2 separate regions of the Homo sapiens genome follow, and region 2 is linked to region 1. A link is an interaction called in ENCODE POLR2A ChIA-PET data of the cell type or tissue named here. Cell type or tissue: IMR-90. All regions are shown on one strand. Links, peaks and the distances in the headings refer to the core of each region. The heading gives the core; the rest is flanking DNA.

Region 1 (8,000 bases), core at 1-8,000:
CCAGGCTGGTCTCGATCTCCTGACCTCAGGTGATCCACCTGCCTCGGCCTCCCAAAGTGCTGGGATTACAGGTATGAACCACATGTGCCCAGCCCAAAAGCTACAATTTTATCCTCAACAGTCTGGTTCCCAAGTCTATGCTCTTAAAAAGGTAACCCCCATTCTCTCCCCTAAAAAGTCTCAACAGAGGGAGGAGTTGTCAACAAATATATAGCAGATCTTGCCCTAGAGTCTCCTGAAACAAAAGGTAGACTGAGTGTAAATAAAGCTCTAGCCCAGTCCAGCCTAGCTCAATTCCTGATTGGACTGAGGTGATCAGCCTGTTATCCTATCTGCCTAAGAGAGGGAAAGGACACTTCTCACTGGGCAAAGATGACATTGCTTCATCCCTATGGTTCTTTTTTATACAATGTCCAGAATATAATAAAAAACTACAAGGCAAGGGATGAGGCAGGAAAATGTGGTGGATAAGAGAGAAAAAGAGACAACAGAAGCAGACACATGGATGATCAAATCTGGAAGTCAGCAAACAGAAACTTTTAAAGTTAGAAGAAAAGATGAGCAAAAATGAGACAAAAGATGGAGAATTTCAACAGGGAATTGGGATCTACAAAAAAATCACATGGATATTTTACACTGGAAAAAAATATATAATATCTGAATTTTTTTTTTTTTTTTTTTTGAGACGGAGTCTCGCTCTGTCGCCCAGGCTGGAGTGCAGTGGTGCGATCTCAGCTCACTGCAAGCTCCGCCTCCCGTGTTCATGCCATTCTCCTGCCTCAGCCTCCCGAGTAGCTGGGACTACAGGCACCCACCACCATGCCCAGCTAATTTTTTGTATTTTTAGTAGAGACGGGGTTTCACCATGTTAGCCAGGATGGTCTCGATCTCCTGACCTCGTGATCTGCCTGCCTCAGCCTCCTGCAGTGCTGGGATTACAGGCATGAGCCACTGCGCCCGGCCTAATATCTGAAATTAAGAACTCAACGGATGGGGTCAACAGGACACTGGGCACAACAGAAGACATAAGTGGTGAACTCATAGACAAGTGAACAAAAAACTTCCCAGTTGGATTACAGAGAGGAAAGAATGGAAAAAACAGAACAGGACATAACAGATGTGATCAAAAGGCCTAATATATGTGTAATTGGAGTCCCAGGAGTGAAGAGTGAAAATGAGGCAGAAAAAAATTCAAGTGAGAATGGCTAAGAATTTCCCCAAACTGATGAAAGGCATCCACCCACAAATCCCAATTTTGTACTTCCAACCACTGTTATACCACCCCCCTCAACAATGCCTATAAATGTTTGTTGAAAATGAGTGAATGAATGTACTCCAATCATTTTCTCACTTGGATGTTCCCTACTTTTTGCTCTTCTTAGAAAATAATAAATGGTACAATAATATCTCCCATCTATTGTAGGCTGACAATATCTCAGTACTACAGCCCCCCACATTTTCACATAACCTTATGAAGTAGTTGGTGTTGTTACTGTCTCCATTACAGGGGAGAAACCTGAGGCTCAGAGATGTTATGACTTAAGTAGTCTGTCCTAGCACTTTAACCTGCTCTGCTAATCCTAATGTCTATACTCATACCAGTGACTGTGTTCTCCCACCTTTACTATCCTGTGCCTTCTGTGACCAAGTCCCTGGATCATGTGACCCCATCTTCCCCTGGCCCACTGACCAGCAAAGTCATGCAGCCGTGGCAAGGTATCCCGTGCAATCGATAGCAGTGGCAGGTACAGCTCGGCCACACGAGCCTTCACAGTGGCCTCGGCGTAGCGGGGGTCAGTGTCATGGCCACATAGCAGGCTGTGCACAGCACTGATGGCCTTCTTGTGCAACAGGAATGCCCTATGGGGTAATGAGGTGCTCAGGACAGGGTGGACATGGCTCCTGGACTGTCCCACCTGTCCTGGGGCTAGACAGGAGCTCTGCTCACCCTTCAGCCTCAGGTTCGAGGGCCAGTGCCAGCTCCGTCAGCAGGAGCCCAGCTAGGAAGTGCTGCTGCCGGAATGGTCCACTCAGTTCGAACATGCTGGTCACCTTGGGGTCCGGGGCTTGGCTGGAGAAGGTGGAGCTCTGCAGAGTGGGGGAAAAATGGGGGATGCCAGCGGTCAAGGGTCAGAGGTGGCAGGTCACCATTAAAGCCATCTTGGAGGTGACAGAAATCATGGTGCCAATAGCCACAGATGAAAGACTGATGTTAAGTCATCTGGAGGTGACAGTGGGCATGGGTTTCAAGGCCAGAAGTGAGGGGCTGACGTTAACCCATCTGTGATGTAACAGGGCACGGAGTCAAAAGTCAGAGGACTGAGAAATAGCAGATGGAACACTGGGCTGGGAGTTAGGATTTAGGGGAGAGAAATCAGAGGTTAGTCCTTCTGGGAAATTGCTGAGAATGGCAAGAGAGGTGAAGGGTCAGAAGTCAAAAGTCAAACATAAGGGATTAGTTCACCTAGGCAGTGGTCCACCGTGAAAGGGACAGAGATGAGGGAACCATAGGAGATGGACTGAAGGTGAGAGGTTGTAGGTCAAAGAGAGGAGGCAGAAGTGAAGGCAGCCCACCTGGGAGGTGGTGGAGGACACAGAGGGGGAGGGCGAGGCTGGAGGTGACAGGGGGCAGCAGGGGAGGTTGAGGGTCACGTAGTGCTCGTGGCTGCACAGGATGCGGGTGAATTCCATGCGCAGGGTCAGCAGGGCTGCTGGATTAGGGGACGACTGGAGCCGCGTGGCCACCTGCAGGAGAGGGGTGGCCATCAGTGATGTCAACATTGCTCCGCCTTCCATCCATGCCATGCCCACCCTGCCCACGCCCACTCCTACCTGCTTGTAGTGGGCCCGGACCAGGCTGAAGACAAAGCCCCGGTCCACCAGGGACAGAAGGTCACTGAGGAAGAAAGCCAGGCTGGCGTTGAGGTGCTCGGCCAGCTCCACATCCTGGGGACACAGGTGCCTGTCAACCCACACACCCAAACCTCAGCCCCGACAGGGGCTTGGCTCTCACCAAGATCATCTGCCACCCCTAGGAGCTGTATCACTGCCCCAAAGCCTTTGTCTGTGGGCTGTGGTGACTCTGGGACTTCCTGGTTGTCCTCCTCAGGCTGCCTTCCCCTCCCATGCTCCTTAAGACACCAAGGCAGATATGGGCTAACTCCCTGCAAGATCCTCTCGCTCTCTCTGTCCAGAGTTCAGAGCTGGGGAGAGACTATATTTCCCAGCCTCCCTTCCAGTTGAACCACATGACCAATTCTGGCCAATGGGATTTGAGGGGAAAGTGAGGTGGCCACTTATATGGCAGAAGCAGGTGGGTGCCGGGGAACTGCCAGGGCCAGGCCCACACAGTGATGCCTCTACAACCTACTTAATACTCAGAAATAAGCTATGGTTATTTAAATCACTTGTGACTGTGTTGAAGCGAATTAGCCTCTGCCCTAACTGATCGACTCTTACCATCATTTATTTTTATTTTAATTTTAATTAATTAATTTATTTTTTGAGATGGAGTCTTGCTCTGTCACTAAGGCTGGAGTACAGTGGCACAATCTCGGCTCACTGCAACTTCTGTCTCCCAGGTTCAAGCGATTCTTCTGCCTCAGCTTCCCCAGTAGCTTGGATTACAGACACCCACCACCACGCCTAGCTAATTTTTTTATTTTTAGTAGAGATGGGGTTTTGCCATATTGGTCAGGCTGGTCTCGAACTCCTGACCTCAGGTGATCTGCTTCCCTTGGCTTCCCAAAGTGCTGGGATTACAGGCGTGAGATACCGCACCCGGCCTCTCAGCACCATTTAATGTGAGCTTTACTGAGCATCTACTCTGTGCCAATCCCTGTGAATGAGGCAGATGCCATCCCTGCTGCGGGTCCAACTCAATCCAGTGTGTGTGTGTGGGGCGGGGGCAGGGAGACACAAAATAAACAAGAATTTCAGATAGTTCTATGTGCTTCAAAGACAATATTAAATTGGTGCAAAAGTAATTGCAGTTTTGCAATTACTTTCAATGGCAAAAACTGTAATTACTTTTCTTTCTTTCTTTCTTTCTTTCTTTTTTTTTTTTTTGAGACGGAGTCTTGCTCTGTCGCCCAGGCTATAGTGCAATGGCGCGATCTCGGCTCACTGCAACCTCTGCCTCCTGGGTTCAAGCGATTCTCCTGCCTCAGCCTTCTGAGTAGCTGGGATTACAGGTGCGCACCACCACACCTGGCTAACTTCTGTGTTTTTAGTAGAGACAGGGTTTCACCATGTTGGTAAGGCTGGTCTCAAACTCCTGACCTCAGGTGATCCGCCCTCCTCGGCCTCCTAAAGTGTTGGGATTACAGGCGTGAGCCACCATGCCCAGCCTATAATTACTTGTCACCAACCTTAACAGACGGGGGTGACATTTTCAGAGATACTGAAGGATACCAAAGAGCCATGGGGAGAATGGCATCCTGGGTTAAGGGAACAGTCAGTGCAAAGGCCCTGAGGCAGGATGTGCCTAGCAAGTCCGGGGAACAGTGAGGTGGCTGATGTGGCCCTGAGGCCCAGCTGGTATTCGTTCTGCCCTCATACTCTCTTGAGCCACTCTGAGGCCTCACAAGTTAGCCTCAGTGGCCCTCAAATCCCTGCAACCCGGCCAGGCATGGTGGCTCCTGCCTGTAATCCTAGCACTTTAGGAGGCTGAGGTGGGTGGATCACAGGGTCAGGAGTTTGAGATCAGCCTGGCCAATATGGTGAAACCCCATCTCTACTAAAAATACAAAAAATTAGCCAGGGGTGGTGGTGGGCGCCTATAGTCCCAGCTACTTGGGAGGCTGAGCCAGGAGAATCGCTTGAACCCAGGAGGAGGAGGTTGCAGTGAGCTGAGATTGCGCCACTGCACTCCCGCCTGGGCGACAGAATGAGACTCCGTCTCAAAAAAAAAAAAAAATTAGCCGGGCATGGTGGCGCACCCCTGTAGTCCCAGCTACTCAGGAGGCTGAGGCAGGAGAATTGCTTGAACCTGGGAGGCGGAGGTTGCGGTGAGCCGAGATCGTGCCATTGCACTCCAGCCTCGGGGACAGAGCAAGACTCCATCTCAAAAAAAAAAGTGGATTATCACAGGCATTGTTCTTCTCTGGATCTCTTTCTTGGGGTAGTTTCCTCACCATCTGGATCAGCCCCTGGGAATGTCAGTCTTTGGGAAGGCTCCAGTGAGACAAGGCCAGAACCTTTGAGACCAGCTTGGAGGTCACATGTGATTGTGTAAGGGTTGGCCTGGGCCAGAACGCCATTTCAAAAATCTGGAAAGTTCCCAGCAAATCCAGAGGTCCCATTTCTCCTTAGACACCAGGCCATCTCCTGGCATGGGAACATAGGAAGACCCCATCTCTACACACACACACACACACAAAAATAGGTGGGTATGGTAGCACGCACCTGTAGCCCCAGCTACTCTGGAGGCTGAGGTGGGAGGATTGCTTTAGCCCAGGAGTTTGAGGCTACAGTGAGCCATGATCACACCACCACACTCTAGTCTGGACAACAGAGCAAGACCGTGTCTCAAACAAAAACAAATAAAAAAACAAAAACAAAACCACACACAAAAAAACCCCAGTCAATCTGGCCAGGCATGGTTCACGCTTGTAATCCCGGCACTTTGGGAAGCCAAAGTGGGAGAAGCCCTTGAGCTCAGGAGTTGGAGACCAGTCTGGGCAACATAGTGAGACCCTGACTCTACTAAAAAAAAAAAAAAAAAAAAAAAAAATTGCCAAGTATGTTGGCTTGTGCCTCTGGTCACAGCTACTTGGGAGGCTGAGGAGAGAGGATCCCTTGAGCCCAGGAGGTCAAGGCTGCCGTGAACTATGATCGCACCACTGCGCTCCAGCCTGGGCAACACAGCAAGACCCTATCTCCAAACAAAAACAAAAACAGCCAATCTGGACATAGCTGAGCCACATTCCTGCAGGGTTTCTGTTGGCTGGATTGAGTGATGGTCACCCCTGTTAGGTGGGACATCTGCCCTCTGCTCCACCATAAGCCCCACTTTCCCAGCTGAAACTGGTATTGACAGTGAGGGGTCTGGAGCTGGTGGCTCAGATTCAAAAGCCTCATTCTGCCCCTTCTCAGTCGTGTGGTACAAGGTTAAGCTACCACTCATTCGATGCCTCAGTTTCCCCATCAGTAAAATGGAGATAACAATAATACTAACTTCATGGGTTGTTGTGAGAATTTAATGATACGATCCAAGGCCGGGCGCGGTGGCTCACGCCTGTAATCCCAGCACTTTGGGAGGGCAAGGCGGGCAGATCACCTGAGGTTAGGAGTTCCAGACCAGCCAGGCCAACATGGAGAAACACTGTCTCTACTGAAAATACAAAATTAGCTGGGCGTGGTAGTGCATGCCTGTAATCCCAGCTACTTGGGAGGCTGAGGCAGGAGAATCGCTTGAACCTGGGAGGCGGAGGTTGTGGTGAGCCAAGATTGCGCCATCGCACTCCAGCCTGGACAACAAGAGTGAAACTCTGTCTCAGAAAAAAAACAACAACAAAAAAATGATACGATCCACATAAAATGCTTAGATATACAGTAAGTGCTCAATAAATGCTCCATATTATTACTATTATGATTAGTATTGCCTGCCTAGCCCCTGAGGGCATTGGAATTGGTAATCCAGGGCCTGAACAAGTCCACTGTCAGGGTCTCAGAACATCAACATCCATTTATTGAGCACTTGCTGTATACTCTGACTGTGCTAAGGGTTAATGGATCTGCCTTGTCACTTCCCCGCTCCCACCAACCCTCATTTCCTTCCTCATTCACTACAATCTAGCCATCCTTACTGCTCTACTGTTAGCCCAAGCATGGTCTTGCCTCAGGGCCTTTGCACCTGCTATTCCCCCTGCCTGGAATGCTCTTTCCCCAGACATTGCATGGAATGATCCCTTACTTTCTTCAAGTCTCCCCTTAAAAGCTACACAAGGGTAAGGATTTGGGTCTGTTTTGTTTATTGTTATATTGCTACACCCAGCACAGGGCTGTGCACGTTACAGGCACTTAAGAAACAGACAATGAATGAACGGATCCACCCAGCAAAGTGGATTCCTGGTCTTACGGCCAGGAGACACTGGGCAGGATTGGCGCCCCCACCTGGCTGGCTCTATGTCCTCCCTCAGGTTTCTTCCCACATTGAGACCCTGCATCTCTCACCTTGTGGACACGGGTGATGACCTCCAGGCCCACAGAGCCCACCAAGGCAGTGATGTCGTCCAGGAAGCGTCCGGGGAAGCGCAGCTTGCGGGGTGTGTCTAGTCGCTGGCCAAGCAGCAGGTGCAGCGCCATACTCTTCACCTGGGGGTGGGGTGAGAGGGCTGTGGGTGGGATTTGAAGGGCTGTGGGTAGGACTTGAAGGGCTGTGGGTGGGGCTTGAAGGGCTGTGGGTGGGGCTTGAAGGACTGTGGGTGGGGCTTGAAGGGCTGTGGGTGGAGGAGGCTTGACAGGAGGGGCGGGGCTTTATTAGCAATGGAGGTGGGCTGAAGGTAGGTTTGAGCCCTGTAGCTGCAGGTAGAAGCTGGGGCCTGAGGGATGTGGGTGGGGCTTGTGACCTATGGATGGGGCTTAAGAAAGCCGTGGGCAGATCCTGTGAGCATCCCAGGCAAAGTGTAGAGAGTGGGAAGGCTGAGAGGATGTGGGAGGGGCTTATGCGGGTCTCCCCAGGGCAAGTCAGAGGTGGGACAAAGGGTGGGGCTTGAGGCACTGGATTTGAAGGGAGCTTTATTGGAGGCCCAGAGGGGATGCAGCCAGCAGGCCCTGGGAAGGAGGCTTCAAATAACCTATTGAAGAGTTTTAGGGATGTGTCTTACCTTGATCAGAAAGCTTTCCCTCTTTTTTTTTTTTTTTTTTTGAGATGGAGTCTTGCCGTCACCCAGGCTGGTGTGCAGTGGCATAATCTTGACTCACTGCAACCTCTGCCTACTGGGTTCAAGCGATTCTCCTGCCTCAGTCTCCCATGTAGCTGAGATTACAGGCACGCA
Region 2 (16,108 bases), core at 4,925-12,924, 310 kb after region 1:
TTGAACTCCTGACATCAAGTGATCCACCCACCTTGGCCTCCCAAATTGCTAGGATTACAATCATGCCCGGCCAATTCCACTGTTTTTGGAATGGAATATAACCAGGTTTTGTATGGCTATAACCATATTTTATTTATGCATTCATCAATTGATGGACATTTGGGGTTGTTTGCCAAATGTTTTTGACTGTTATAACTACTACTGCCATGAACATTCGTGTAGAAGTTTTATGTGAACACATGTTTATACTTCTCTTGGGTATATACTTAGGAGTCAAACTGCTGAGACATATGGTAACTACATGTTTAACATTTTTAGGAACTGCCAGACTGTTTTTGGGGATGACTGCACCATTTCACATTCCCATCGGCAACGTACAGTTGACCCTTCATCAACAAAGGCTTGAACAGCATAAGTCCATTTATACGTGGATTTTTTTTTTTTTTTTCAGTAAAAGTTATGGCTGTACGTGGTGGCTAACGCCTGTAATCACAGCACTTCGGGAGGTCGAAGCAGGCAGATCACCTGAGGCCAGGAGTTCGAGAGCAGCCTGGCCAACATGGGAGAGACCCTATCTCTACTAAAAAAACAAAAAAACAAAAATTAGCCAGGCTGGGGGCACACTCCTGCAGTCCCCAGCTACTCAGGAGGCGGAGGCAGGAGAATCACTTGAACCCAGGAGGCAGAAGCTGCAGTGAGCCAAGATCGTGCCACTGCACTCCAGCCTGGGCGAAAGAGGAAGACTCTGTCTGAAAAATAAGAATAAGACCAGGTGTGGTGGCTCACGCCTGTAATCCCAGCACTTTGGGAGGCCAGGCAGGATAATCACTTGAGGTCAAGAGTTCAAGACCAACCAACCAACGTGGCAAAACCCCATCTCTACTAAAAATACAAAAATTAGCCAGGCTCCTTTTGCCGGTGGCGGCAAGCATGGAGAGGATGCCATGAAGGCCTCGGGCACACTACAAGAGTACAAGGTGGTGGGTTGCTGCCTGCTCACTCCCAAATGCCACACACCACCCCTCTACCACATGCGAATCTTTGCACCTGATCATGTCGTTGCCAAGTCCCACTTCTGGTACTTTGTATCTCAGCTAAAGAAGATGAAGAAGTCTTCGGGGAGACTGTCAACTGTGGGCAGGCATTCGAGAAGTACCGCCTGCGGGTGAAGAACTTCGGCATCTGGCTGCGCTACAAACTCCCAGAGCAGCACCCACAACATGTACCAGGAATATTGGGACCTGACCACCACGGGCGCTGTCACCCAGTGCTACCGAGACATGGGCGCCCGGTACCCCACCTGGACCCATTCCATCCAGATCATGAAGATGGAGGAGATAGCAGCCAGCAAGTCCCACCGGCTGGCCGTCAAGCAGTTCCAAGACTCCAAGATCAAGTTCCCGCTGCCCCACCAGGTCCTGCGCCATCAGCACAAGCCACGCTTCACCACCAAAAGGCCCAACACCTTCTTCTAGGGGTAGGGCCCTCACCCAGGTGTGCCCCACGTAAACTCAGGAACGCCCCGGTAAAAAAAAAAAAAATTAGCCAGTCATGGTGGTACATGCCTGTAATCCCAGCTACTCAGGAGGCTGAGGTGGGAGAATTGCTTGCACCTGGGAGGCAATGTTACAGTAAGCTGAGATCGCGCCACTGCACTCCAGCCTGGGTGACCGAGTGAGACTCTGTCTCAAAAAAATTAATTAATTAAATTTAATTAAATAAAAGTTACAACTTTAAACACTGAGGGGCTAGTAAAAAGAAAAAAGGTCGGGCACGGTGGCTCACGCCTGTAATCCCAGCACTTTGGGAGGGTGAGGCGGGTGGATCACGAGGTCAGGAGATCGAGACCATCCTGGTTAACACGGTGAAACCCCATCTCTACTAAAAATACAAAAAAAATAGCCAGGCGTGGTGGCAGGCACCTGTAGTCCCAGCTACTCAGGAGGCTGAGGCAGGAGAATGGTGTGAACCCGGGAGGCGGAGCTTGCAGTGAGCTGAGATCCCACCACTGCACTCCAGCCTGGGTGACAGAGTGAAAGAAAAAAAAGTTACAGCTGAATGTGCCTGCCTCTCCATCTACCTCCTCCACCACCTCTTCTGCCTCTGCCACCCCTAAGACAGCAGGACCAACCCCTCCTCTTCCTCCTCCTCCTCAGCTTACTCAATGTGAAGACGATGAGAATGAAGACCTTTATGATGATCCACTTCCACCTAATGAATAGTAAATTCAATGTGTTTTCCTGATTTTCTTAATAACATTTTCTTTTCTTCAGCTTATTGTAAGATTATAGTATTATATATATATATAACATTAAAAAATATGTTAATCACCCTTTCCCTGCCACTGCCGAGTTGCGCGGAGGCGGAGGCTTGGGTATGTTCAAGATTCAGCTTCACCCATAACCCACTGCCATGGCCGAGGGAGGCATTGCTGCTGGAGGTGTAATGGATGTTAATACTGCTTTACAAGAGGTGCTGAAGACCGCCCTCATCCACGATGGCCTAGCACGTGGAATCTGTGAAGCTGCCAAAGCCTTAGACAAGCGCCAAGCCCATCTTTGTGTGCTTGATCCAACTGTGATAAGCCTATGTATGTCAAGCTGGTGGAGTCCCTTTGTGCTGAGCACCAAATCAACTTAATTAAGGTTGATGACAACAAGAAACTAGGGGAATGGGTAGCGCTCTGTAAAATTGAGAGAAGGGAAACCCTGTAAAGTGGTTGGTTGCAGTTGTGTAGTAGTTAAGGACTATGGCAAGGAGTCTCAGGCCAAGGATGTCATCCAAGAGTACTTCAAATGCAAGAAATGAAGACATAAATCTTTGGCTCACATAAAAAAATAAGTTAATTGACTGTTATGTAATCACTGAGACCTCTGGACAACAGTGGGCTATTAGTAGTTAAGATTTTTTGTTTTGAGACAGGATCTCACTCTGTTGCCCAGGCTGGAGTACAGTGGTATGATCATGGCTCACTGCAGACTTGACCTCCCAACTCAAGCAATCCTCCCACCACTGCCTCCTGAGTAGCTGGGATTACAGGTGTGCGCCACCACACTCAACTAATTTTTACAATTTTTATAGAGGCTGGGTTTCCCTCTATTTTCCAGGCTGATCTCAAACTCCTGGGCTCAAGCAATCCTCCCACCTCGGCCTCCCAAAGTGCTGGAATTACAGAGGTGAGCCACTGCACCTGGCTGGATTTTGGGGGTGTCAAAAGTAGCCTGGCAGGGTGGCTCACGCCTGTAATCCCAGCACTTTGGGAGGCCGAGGTGGGCAGATCACGAGGTCAAGAGATCGAGACTATCCTGGCCAACATTGTGAAACCCCATCTCTACTAAAAGTATAAAAATTAGCTGGGCGTGGTGGCAGGCGCCTGTAGTCCCAGTTACTCGGGAGGCTGAGGCAGGAGAATCGCTTGAACCCAGGAGGTGGAGTTTACAGTCAGCCGAGATTGCGCCACACTGCACTCCAGTCTGGATGACACAGCAAGGCTCCGTCTCAAAAATAAATAAATAAATAGAGCACCCCACTGAAGGCTGGGCACAGCGGCTCATGCTTCTTATCCACTTTGGGAAGTCAGAGTGGGAGGATCACTTGAGCCCGGGAGATCAAGAACAGCAAAAAGAAAAAAAAAAAAGAAAGAAAAAAAATACCAGCTGGGTGTGGTGGCACTCATTTGTAGTCCCAGCTACTCAGGAGGCTGAGGTGGGACGATCACTTGAGCCCAGCAGTTCAAGGTTATATGAGCTATGATTGTGCTACCACACTCTGGCTTGGGTGACAGAGTGAGACCCTATCTCAAAAATAAAAAAATAAAAAATAAAAAGCACTCTGGCCAGGCGCAGTGGCTCATGCCTGTAATCCCAGCAATTTGGGAAGCCAAGGCGGGTGGATCACAAGGTCAGGAGTTCAAGACCAGCTTGGCCAAGATGGTGAAACCCCGTCTCTACTAAAAATACAAAAATTAGCGGGACAGGGTGGCGGGCGCCTATAATCCCAGCTACTAGGGAGGCTGAGGCAGGAGAATCACTTGGACCTGGGAGACAGAGGTTGCAGTGAGCCGAGATTGCACCACTGCACTCCAGCCTGGGCAACAGAGTGCAACTTCATCTCAAAAAAAATAAATAAATAAAAATAAACATAAAAAGCACTGCAATGACTTTCATATGCACCTAGGATTAAGACCTTAATTTAAATTTTCAGGGCCAGGCTCGGTGGCTCATGCCTGTAATCCTAGCACTTTGGGAGGCCATGGTGGGAGGACTGGTTGAGCCCAGGAGTCCAATACCAGCCCTGACAACATAGCCAGACACTGTCTCTATAAAAAAATTTAAAAATTAACCAGGCATGGTAGTATACACCTGTCTGTGTTCTCATTCCTTGGGAGGCTGAGGTGGGAGGATCACATGAGCCTGGGAGGTCCAAGCTACAGTAAACCAAGTTCATGCCACACACTCCAGCCTGAGCAACACAGCAAGACCCTGACTCAAAACAAAAAAACAAAAACAAAAACAAAAAAACTACAGCTACTTAAAGTGTGTTCTAGGGACTGGCAGTGTCAGCAACATTTGGAAGTTTATTAGAATAGCAAAATTTGGCCGGGCATGGTGACTCACGTGTGTAATCCCAGCACGTTGGGAGGTCCAGGCCAGCTGATCACCTGAGGTCGGGAGTTCGAGACCAGCCTGACCAACATGGAGAAACCCTGTCTCTACTAACAAAAAAAAAAAAAAAAAAATACAAAATTAGCCGGGTGTGGTGTATGCTTGTAATTCCAGCTACTTGGGAGGCTGAGGCAGGAGAATTGCTTGAACCTGGGAGGCAGAGCTTGTAGTGAGCCAAGAGCACACCATTGCACTCCAGCCTGGGCAACAAGAGCGAAACTCCATCTCAAAAAAAAAGCAAAATCTCGGCCCTATCCCAGACCTACTGAACTGGAATCTGCATTTTTTTTTTTCCCAGGCGGAGTCTTGCTCTGTCGCCCAGGCTGGAGTGCAGTGGTGCAATCTTGGCTCACTGCAACCTCCGTATCCTGGGTTCAAGCAATTATCCTGCCTCAGCCTCCCGAGTAGCTGGGATTACAGGCACATGCCACCATGCCTGGCTAATTTTTGCGTTCTTAGTACAGACAGGGTTTCACCATCTTGTCCAGACTGGTCTTGAACTCCTGACCTTGTGATCCACCTGCCTTGGCCTCCCAAAGTGCTGGGATTACAGGCATGAGCCACTGCGCCAGGCCCAAATCTGCATTTTAGCGAGTCCCTGGTATCTCCTGTGAGCATTAAAGTTTGAGAAGTGGTGATCTGTGTGCTGATGGCTCCCCAATGTTCACCTCAATCCCTGGGCCCCAGCCTTTATACCTAACTGCCACTTTGGCATATACCCAGCCATCTCAAACATAATTTGCTCCAAACTGATATCCTTGCTTAAACTTGATCCTCTCCATCCTATCCAATCGCACCACTACTACTGGCCATTCAGGCTACAAACCTAGGAGACATTTCTGAGTCCACTATGTCCCTCACTCTCCTATTCAATCCATCAACTAGTCTAGGTGACTACTTCCAAATCCATCCCAAATGCATCTCTTTCTATCTGAAGCCACCACCTCAATCTATGACTTGGATACCTATCAAGCCTCCCACTTTTGCCCTTCCTGCCTCCAGTCAGTTCTCCCCACTATGGCCAGAGGGAGCTTTTTTTTTTTTTTTTTGGAGACAGAGTCTCACTCTGTTCCCCAGGCTGGAGTGCAATGGCGCATCTCGGCTCACTGCAACCTCCGCCTCCCCAGTTCAAGTTGGTTCTCATGCCTCAGCCTCCCGAGTAGCTGGGACTACAGGTGTGTGCCACCACACCCAGCTAATTTTTTGTATTTTAGTAGAGATGGGGTTTCATCATGTTGCTCAGGGTGGTCTCGAACTCCTGAGTTCAAGCAATCCACCCATCTTGGCCTCCCAAAGTGCTAGGATTACAGGTGTGAGCCACCACACCCAGCCAGAGGGAGCTTTTAAACTAAAATTAGGCCAGGCGCTGTGGCTCACGCCTGTAATCCCAGCACTTTGGGAGGCTGAAGCAGGTGGATCACAAGGTCAGTTCAAGACCAGCCTGGCCGAGATGGTGAAAGCCCGTCTGTACTAAAAATACAAAAATTAGCCAGGTGTGGTGGCAGGCACCTGTAATCCCAGCTATTCGGGAGCCTGAGGCAGGAGAATCACTTGAACCTGGGAGGTGGAGGTTGCAATGAGCCAAGATTGTGCCACTGCACCCCAGTCTGGGCGACAGAGCGAGATTCCATCGCTAAATAAATAAATAAATCAACTAAAATTAGTGATTTCTGCCTAAAATCGCTAACGGCATATCACACTTAAAATCAGAGACTGGGCACACTGGCTCATGCCTGTAATCCCAACACTTTGGGAGACCAAGGTAGGAGGATCACTTGAGCCCAGGGATTCAAGACCAGCCTGGGCAACATAGAGAGACCCCATCTCTACAAAAAAATTAAGAATTATCCAGGCATGGTGGTGAATGCCTGTCATCTCAGGTACTCAGGAGACTGAGGCTGGAGGATCCTTTAAGGTCAGTAGTTAGAGGTTGCAGTGAACCATGACTGCACTTGTGAATAGCCACTGCACTCTAGCCTGGGCAACATACTGAGATCCTGTCTCTAAAAATAAATAAATAGCCAGGGAGCAGTGGCTCATGCCTATAATCCTAGTGCTTTGGAAGTCCAAGTGGGGAGGATCGCTTGAGCCCAGGAGTTCAAGACCAGCCTGGACAACATAGCAGGACACGATCTTTACAAAAATTATTTTAAAAAATTAGCTGGACCTGGTGGTGTGCACCTGTAGTTCCAGCTACTGGGAAAGCTGAGGCAGGAGAATCACTTGAGCCATGGAGTTTGAGGCTGCAGTGAGCTATGGAGTGCACTGCACCACTGCACTCCAGGCTTGACGAACAAGTGAGATCCTGTCTCTAAAAAATAAAAATAAATAAATAAAATCAGATAGGGTCTACCCCTCTAAACTCAACTCCTACCACTGGCAGCTTCAGCTACACTGTTTCTGAAAGAAACTAAGTTTATCCCATCTCAGAACCTTTGTACTTGCTTTTCTCTCTGTCTAGAGCTTTCTTCCTCCAGATCTGCCCACAGCTGTCTCTGGTCATTTCAATGAAAGGTCTTCTTTGACCATCTCCCATTCCCCACATTCTAAAAGCCCTCATCACCCTATTAATTTTTGTTTCGGAGACAGGGTCCTGCTCTGTTGCCCAGGCTGGGGTGCAGTGGCACAATCACGGCTCACTACAGCCTCAACCTCCTGGGCTCAAGCAATCCTCCCACCTCAGCTTCCCGAGTAGCTAGGACTACAGGCGTGCACCACTACGCCCAGATAATTTTTTGTAGAGAACAGGGTCTTGCTATGTTGCCAAGGCTGGTCTCGAAACTCCTGGGCTCAAGCGAAATTCCCGACACCATTAACGCATTTTTAGTAACTTATCAGTATCTGAAATCACCTGTTTCGTTTATTTCTAATTTGTTCAAAGTCTGGTTCCCCCAGGAGATGAGAGATTTTTATCTATCTTCCTCATTGCTGTGTCTCCAGCACCAAGGACAGTGCCTGGTATATGACAGATGCCTAACGAGTAACAACTGAACGGAAACAAGCCTCAATTTCAAAAAAACACCTATAAATCTGAACCCCGAGGTATGGTGTACGTACAACAGCTTTGAAACCGGCTGCCAGGATTCTGGGTCTCTTGGGGGAAAAAGGCAGACGCGGATTCCAAATCCTGCCCGGTTGCCGACTTGCGGCGTGACCTCTCGCGAGGTCATCTGCAAAATGGGAGACTGGGGGCGTGAGGCGGCTGGCACAAGACAGGCGGCCTTTCCCAGCGCGTCCCCGCCCCCACTACGAAAGGTCATGGCGCCCTGGCCCTGCAGCTGGGTCCCTCCAGGGCTGCCCTCTCGCGCTGCCGGGTCCTGAAGGGCCCGCCTGCAGCCCAGCAGTTCGCGTTCGCCTACCCGCGCGCGACCTACCTACTCACGCGGCCAGCCGCGGACTCCAGGCCAGCTCTGTCTTGTTGCTGGGCGCTGCCATATTGGCCCAGAGAGCGTCCGGGTCAGGGAGCTCCAGGGAGGTAGCAAATCAAGAAAGCTGGTGTAATAGGTCCCGCCCACAACGCGAGGTGGGCCAATAGGAAGGCGGAAGGATCTGGGACCCGCCTCATAACGAGCCAGGCCCAGCCTCTAATGAGGCAAGACGCACTCCAGACCTGGGAACCTTGAAATGGCCCGGGAGGCTGGACTTGGGAGTCATAGTCTATGAATCCAGTCGCAGGCCCCAGCGGCTGAAATGAGAAAATGAATTAAAAAAAAACAAAAAGTGAAAGGGGGCCGGTACGGTGGCTCATGCCTGTAATCCCAGCACTTTGGGAGGCCAGAAGTTCGAGACCAGCCTGGGCAACATAGCGAGACCCCCTTATCTACAAAAAATTTAAAAATTAACTGGGCATGATGGCGCATGCTCATAGTCCCAGCTATTCGGGAGGCTGAAACGGGAGGATCGCTTGAGCCCTGGAGGTCGAGGCTACAGCGAGCCATGATTGCACCCCTGCACTCCAGCCTGGGCAACAGAGTGAGACCCTGTTTCTAAAAATAGTAATAATAAATAAATAGGGCAGGGCGCGGTGGCTCACGCCTGTAATCCCAACACTTTGGGAGGCCGAGGCCTGCGGATCACCTGAGGTCAGGAGTTCGAGACCAGCCTGGCCAACATGATGAAACCCCGTCTCTACTAAAAATACAAAGTTAGCAGGGCATGGTGGTGGGTGCCTGTAATCCCAGCTTCTCGGGAGGTTGAGGCAGGAGAATCGCTTGAACCCGGGAGACGGAGGTTGCAGTGAGCCAGGATAACACCACTGCACTCCAGCCTCAGCAACAGAGCGAGACTCTGTCTCAAAAAATAAATAAATAAATAAAAATTAGTGGGGCGTGGTGGCGTGCTCCTGTGATCCCAGCTACTCGGGAGGCTGAGGCACGAGAATTGCTTGAACCCAGGAGGTGGAGGTTGCAGCGAGCCGATATAGCACCACTGCACTCCAGCCTGGGCGACAGAGTGAGACTCCGTCTCAGTAAATAAATAAATAGGAAGGCCTCAGTGAGGTGTCCTTTGAGTAAAGGCCGGAGGAAGTGAGTGAGCCATCTGGATATCTGGGGAACGCTTTTGGCACTGGGAACAACAGCAAAGACTCTGTGTGGTCGGAGTGGAGTCTTTGGAGGAAATGGGATAAAACGAGGTGAGATTGAGTAATGGGGGCTCCTGGTCTCCCCCAGAAAGCACCAGATTTAGGCTGTTAATAACTAAGGTGGATAAGCACATAAAATGGGCTATTGGCAATAACAGTGTCCCCCGGGAAGGAAGGCTATCTGCCCTCATAAGCCCATTTCTGCAGTCCCTCAGCCTCTGTGGCGCAGTGAGCTGGCATGGAGACTAGGATGCAAGAACCTACCCTTAGGATGCCTCAAGGACTCTGCGCAGCCGCAGGACATCCACCTCATCAGAACTCTTGTGATTGGGCAATCTGAGAAAACCTGTAGCCAATCAGCTGCTTGGCTGGAGCACTCCTCTCTGGCAAGTTGACAGGCACGTGGGCAGCGGCTGGGAGCGCTACTGCCCTCTGCCAGGCTCCCGCAGCTACAAGCAAGCAGAGTCAGCTCTGCTTAGCTGGGGAGTGGGTAAGATGATGGGGTCGCTGACCTGGCTGTGGCCTTCAGAGTTATTGGTGTCCTTCTCTTGAGGTGGTCATGGCTTTTGTTTTCTTATTTATCCTTCCAGAACTAGTCTTTTAATATTTTATTTTATTTTATTTTATTTTATTTTTGGAGACGGAGTCTGGCTCTGTCGCCCAGGTTGCAGTGCAGTGGTGCAATCTCAGCTAATTGCAACCTCCGCTTCCCACATTCAAGCAATTCTCCTGCCTCAGCCTCCCGAGTAGCTGGGACTACAGGCGCATGCCACCATACCCGGCTAATTTTTGTATTTTTAGTAGAGATGGAGTTTCACCATGTTGCCTAGGCTGGTCTCCAACTCCTGGGCTCAAGCAGTCCTCCCGCTTCAGCCTCCCAAAGTGTCAGAATTACAGGCATTAGCCACCGTGCCCAGTCATTATTATTATTTATTTATTTATTTATTTTTTGAGACAGAGTCTTGCTCTGTCGCCCAGGCTGGAGTGCAGTGGCACGATCTCGGCTCACTGCAAACTCCGCCTCCTGGGCTCACGCCATTCTCCTGCCTCAGCCTCCCCAGTTGCTGGGACTGCAGGCGCCCGCCACCATGCCCAGCTAATTTTTTTGTATTTTTAGTAGAGACGGGGTTTCACTGTGTTCTCCAGGATGGTCTGATCTCCTGACCCCGTGATCTGCCAGCCTCGGCCTCCCAAAATGCTGGGATTACAGGCATGAGCCACCATGCCCGGCCTATTATTATTATTTTAAAATAGAGATGGGATCTTAATATGTTACCAAGGCTTGTCTCAAACTCCTGGGGTACTGCGATCCACCCATCTTGGCCTCCTAAAGTGCTGGGATTATAGGCATGTGCCACCACACCAGGCCAGTAGTCTTTTAAAAACAAGTAGGTACAGGCCGTGCGCGGTGGCTCACGCCTGTAATCCCACCACTTTGGGAAGCCGAGGCGGGTGGATCACGAGGTCAGGAGATCAAGACCATCCAGCCTAACAAGGTGAAATCCAGTCTCTACTAAAAAAAATACAAAAAATTAGCCAGGCGTGGTGGTGGGCGCCTGTAGTCCCAGCTACTCGGGAGGCTGAGGCAGGAGAATGGTGTGAACCCGGGAGGCGGAGCTTGCAGTGAGCCGAGACTGCACCACTGCACTCCAGCCTGGGCGACAGAGCAAGACTCCATCTCAAAAAAACAAACAGACAAACAACAACAAAAAAACCAAGAATGTACATATTTTATGTACTGTATGTATTAACACAGAACACCATATGTGAGGCCCTGGTGCAGAATCTTTAACATTACAGTCCCAGAAAGAACCCTATAAAAAGTAGTAGCTTCACAGTGAAAGATCCTAGCAGACACCACCTTAACCAAGGGACCAACATTTATATCACCAGCAATGAGTCATGGTGATATCATGAAGCCCTTGGTATGACACACTTAGAAGGATACATCATCACCTCTCTGGTATTCTTCCTGGTAATGCAAACACCTCAGTTTATTCAAGACAAACCAAACTCGAAGACAGTCTACAAAATAACTGACCAGCACTCTTCAAAAGTGTCAAGGTCCTGAAAGACCCAGGGACTATTATAGACTGTAGGAATGTATGGAGATATGACAATTAAATGCAATGAGGGCCAGGCACAGTGGCACTGTAGTTCTAGCTATTTAGGAGGCTGAGGCAGGAGGATCACTTGAACCCAGGAGTTCAAGTCCAGCCTGGGCATCATAGTGAGACCTCATCTCTAAGATAGATAGATAGATAGATAGATAGATAGATAGATAGACAGACAGACAGACAGACAGACAGACAGACAGAAAGAAAGAAACGCAATGGGCCGGATGCGGTGGCTCACACCTGTAATCCCAGCACTTTGGGAGGCCGAGGCAGACAGATCACAAGGTCAGGAGTTCAAGACCAGCCTGACCAACATGGTGAAACCCCCTGCCTCAGCCTCCCATGTAGCTGGGATTATAGGCTCCCACCATTACGCCCAGCTAATTTTTGTAGTTTTTGTAGAGATGGGGTTTTACCATGTTGGCCAGGGTGGTCTTGAACTCCTGACCTCAGGTGATTCACCCGCCTCAGCCTCCCAAAGTGTTGGGATTACAGGCGTGAGTCACTGCACCCAGCTGGAGTCCCCACTCTTAACCACAGCGCTACAGTGTCTTCATTTAGTTGAAACAACATGCTATATGTTTTAACTTCAACTTTGTCTATCTCCCTTGTCCCAGGTTGATGGGATTTATAGTGATTTATTATGACAAGGCCACTGCAATAAATGTTCCTGTACATATGTCATTCTTCACACCTACACTTGTACTTCTGAGGAATATTCTAAAATAGAGGATATACTTGTTCAGAAGGTAAGGACATTTGTCATTTGGGAAACTATCAACAAATTGCCCACACTCATCAACAATGTTCCCACAGCCTCCTCTGCGTTACATGTTGTCAAGCATTCTTTTATTTATTTATTTATTTATTTATTTATTTATTTATTTTTTTGAGACAGAGTCTCGCTCTGTCGCCCAGGCTGGAATGCAGTGGCACGATCTCAGCTCACTGCAAGCTCTGCCCCACAGCTTGACGCCATTCTCCTGCCTCAGCCTCCCAAGTAGCTGGGACTACAGGCGCCCGCCACCACGCCCGGCTAATTTTTTGTATTTTTAGTAGAGACAGGGTTTCACCATGTTGGCCAGGATGGTCTCGATCTCCTGACCTCGTGATCCGCCTGCCTTGGCCTCCCAAAGTGCTGGGATTACAGGCGTGAGCCACCACACCCGGCCGTCAAGCATTCTTTTCTTTTCTTATTTATTTATTTTTCACCCAAACTAAAATGCAATGGCATGGCTGGACACAGTGGCTCATGCCTGTAATCCCAGCACTTTGGGAGGCCAAGGCAAGCAGATTACCTGAGGTCAGTAGTTCGAGACCAGTCTGGCCAACATGGTGAAACCCCATCTCTACTAAAAATACAAAAATTAGCCCGGTATGGTGGTGGGCACCTGTAATCCCAGCTACTCAGGAGGCTGAGGCAGGATAATTGCTTGAACCTGGGAGGTGGAAGTTGCAGTGAGCTGAGATCATGCCACTGTACTCCGGCCTGGGTGACAGAGTGAGATTCTGTAAAAAAAAAAAAAAAAAAAAAAATAAGCAGTGTCATGATCATAGCTCACTGTAGCCTCCAACTCCTGGGCTCAAGCAATCCTCCTGCCTTGCCCTCCCAAAATGCACTTTTTTAAAAAGCTCTCTCTCTTTTTTTTTTTTTTGTAGAGGCAGGGCCCTGCCATGTCTCCCAGGCTGGTCTTGAACTGCTGGCCTCAAACAATCTGCCCATCTTGGCCTCCCAAAGTGCTGGAATTACAGACACGAGCCACTGCACCCAGACTATAAGTGAACAGCTCCCTCCCTGTCCACCCACTCACAGTCAGTCTGGGGGTGAGAGATGCTATTATTTTACAGCAGGTGGTCAGGGAAGGCCTCTCTGAGAGGTGATATTAGAGCAGAGACTGAATGAAGTTGGGGAGAGGCCATGCAGGCATCTTGCAGAAATGTGTTCCAGGTGGCAGGAACTGCTATTGTAAAGACCCTGAGGTGGGAACATGTTTGGGGACTCAAGAAACACATCTGTAGCCCAGCGTGGTAGCGGGTGCCTGTAATCCCAGCTACTTGGGAGGCTGAGGCTCCAGAATTGCTTGAAACCAGGAGGTGGAGGTTGCAGTGAACCGAGATCATGCCACTCCAACCTGAGCGACAGAGCGATACTCTGACTCAAAAAAAAAAAAAAAAGGAGAAGAAGAAGAAGAAATAAGGAGAAGGGAGAAGAGAGAAGGGAGAAGGGGAAGAAGGAGAAGGAGGAGGAGAAGGAAGAAAGAAGAAAGAAGAAGAAGGAGGAGGAGGAGAAGCAGCAGCAGAAGAAGAGGAAGAAGAAGGAGAACAAGAAGAAAAAGAGGAAGAGGAAGAAGAAGAGGAAGAAGAAGGAGAAGGAGAAGGAGCAGCAGCAGCAGCGGAAGAGGAAGAGGAAGAAAAGAAAGAAGAAAGAAGAAAGAAGGAGAAGGAGAAGGAGAAGAAAGAAGAAAGAAGAAAGAAGAAGAAGAAGAAGAGGGAGAAGAAGAAGAAGAAACAGCACATCTGGAGGGACTTGGAAGAAAAGGTACAAACAGTGTTACCTGGGAGGGTGGCTTGGCTTCTCTGAACCTTGAGTTTCCCATCTATAAAATGGACCTATGAGTTTCTACCCTCAGAAGGTGATGGTGAGGATTAAAAGAGATTGTGGCTGGCATGGAGTGAGTGTTCCCATAACAGAAGCCTTTAGGAACAAGAGCCTCTGCCAGATTTCTGGATAGGAAAGCTTCGTGAGGAGGGAGCTTGCAGAGCAGGATGCCAAGATAGGCCGGTGCAGAGCAGGGCTTTGACTTTCCCCAAAACACACAGACAAACACGTGTGAGTGTGGGTTTTATTTTTATTTTTACATTTTTTGAGTCAGAGTCTCACTCCCGTGGCCCAGGCTGGAGTGCAGTGGTGTGATCTTGGCTCACTGCAACCTCTGCCTGACATGCCGGGTTCAAGCAATTCTCCTGCCTCAGCCTCCCGAGTAGCTGGGATTACAGGCATGTACCACCATGCCCGGCTAATTTTGTATTTTTAGTAGACACGGGGTTTCACCATGTTGGTCAGGCTGGTCTTGAACTACTGACCTCAGGTGATCCACCCGCCTTGGCCTCTCAAAGTGCTGGGATTACAGGCGTGAGAAACCACGCCCGGCCAAGTGTGAGTTTTAAATGGTTCTGAGCATCAGGAAGGTTTTAGGGGGTCCCCTGAAGTTGAGGAGAGGCATGGCTTTCCTACAATGACTGTCCTAGACCCTTCGGGAAACCGTGCCTCTTACAAGATCCTACACTTCTCATTTAGATGGTAAACTGAGGCACAGAGGGGCTAGAGCCTGGAAAATGCCAGAAAGGAGCGAATAAGGGATGACACTCGGGTGTCTACTGGGATTGGGGCCTCGATATGGGATCAGCCCCCTCTAATGCCTCTACCCCCATCTACCAGACAGAGACGCGAAGAGAGACGGACAATACAGCGACAGCGACATGAAGAGAAACAGAATGACTCAAAGACCAGGCACAGAAACAGAGACACAGAGACAAAGGCAGAGACAGAAAAAGGCTCAGCGACCCAGAGACGGAGATACAGAGACACAGACCTACTACAATCAGAGGGACAAGGCAGTCCCCGAAAGGGCTGCCCCCTGGGGGTACCCGGGGCTGCCCCGTTGGGGGGCACGCCAAGAGCTCCCCCACCCCGCCCCCGTCGTGCCTGGGCCGTGACTTCAGAGTCCGTGCAGATTCTATAAATGGCCAAGAGGCCGCGGGCCGGGGGGCGGGGCCGAGTGAGTCATCGCGTGACGTCACCGCCGCCTGGACCTCGCCAGGTCCCGCCCCCGCCCCTCCCGGGCCGCCAGGGGGCGCCGGCTGCAGGTCCTCACATGCGCAGTAGCGAACTGCGGCCCCCGAGGGCCGCTCAGTTTGGGAGGGATCCAGGAATCTGCGCGTTCGAATCCCGCCCCTGCCACCCTCGAGCTGTGTGACCCGGCCATTCGGCGTCACCTCTCTGTGCCTCGTATAGACCCACCTCATAAGGCTGTCGTGAGGAATGAGTTAACAGGCTCAAAGCTCTTAGTACGTAGCAGGTGCTAATTGTTAGCTCATTTTATGTACTTTCTATTTTTTCTTTTTTTTTTTTTTAAATAGAGACGGGGTCTCGCTATGTTGCCTAAGCTGGTCTCGGGTCTCGAACTCCAGGGCTCAAGCGATCCTCCCGCCTTGGCCTCGTATTTTATGTATTTTCGTGTATGTTCAACATATCATGACATGCCATCAACTAGCACATTGCCTTAGCTCAGTGGTTGGCAAACAGGGGTGATCTGCTTCCACCCCGACCCCAATCATGGGACATTGGCAATGTGTGTAGACATTTCTTCTTTTAATTTTTCTTTTTTAGAGACCATGGTCTTGCTATCTTGGCCAGATGGTTCTCAAACTCCTGGGCTCAAGGGATCCTCCCACCTCAGCCTCCTTAGTAGCTGGGACTACAGGGTCCTGCCGCAGTGCCTCAACATTTCTGTTTATTAGGACTAAGAGAGTGCTACTGGCATGTAGCAGGTAGAGGCCAGGCATGCTGCTTGAAGTCTTACAATGAATGCCCAAGGCAGCCCCCCAACCATGAAGAATTATCCAGCCTCAGCTGTCAACAGTGTGGAGGTTGAGAAACCCCACCTTAGCCTCATAGTTGAGGTTCATGGAGCATGGTCTCAAATTCTCCTCTGCCCCTGGCCTGCTGTGTGACGCTGAAAAAG

What was found. Peaks named below come from ENCODE experiments on the same cell type or tissue, not always from the same donor. Only the 100,000 strongest peaks of a DNase experiment are listed, where the experiment ranks them.
Region 2: POLR2A ChIA-PET joins it to region 1 with 13 read pairs; 3 of 35 experiments call an interaction of 5 or more read pairs at or near these places.

The regions. Positions count from the first base shown.
Region 1 is chr19:11,220,161-11,228,160 of GRCh38, forward strand. It overlaps DOCK6 (dedicator of cytokinesis 6), which reads right to left. Exons shown (of 48, transcript NM_020812.4): 24 at 7,177-7,317; 25 at 2,833-2,946; 26 at 2,575-2,745; 27 at 1,949-2,088; 28 at 1,691-1,860. It overlaps DOCK6-AS1 (DOCK6 antisense RNA 1), which reads left to right. Exons shown (of 3, transcript NR_186345.1): 3 at 1-1,413. Among named protein-coding and RNA genes, the nearest start is that of ANGPTL8, 15 kb to the right of the region's middle. In IMR-90, for the core only: no CTCF peak of the experiment used is centred there; no DNase peak of the experiment used is centred there.
Region 2 is chr19:11,521,024-11,537,131 of GRCh38, forward strand. ECSIT (ECSIT signaling integrator) reads right to left here and starts at 8,111. Exons shown (of 8, transcript NM_016581.5): 1 at 8,039-8,111. It also overlaps the pseudogene RPL18AP13 and the pseudogene RPS12P32. RefSeq lists silencers at 14,926-14,995, 15,006-15,375. In IMR-90, for the core only: a CTCF peak has its summit at 9,667; DNase peaks (open chromatin) are centred at 8,208, 9,608, 11,178 and 11,898; H3K4me3 peaks cover 836 bases; H3K27ac peaks cover 1,141 bases.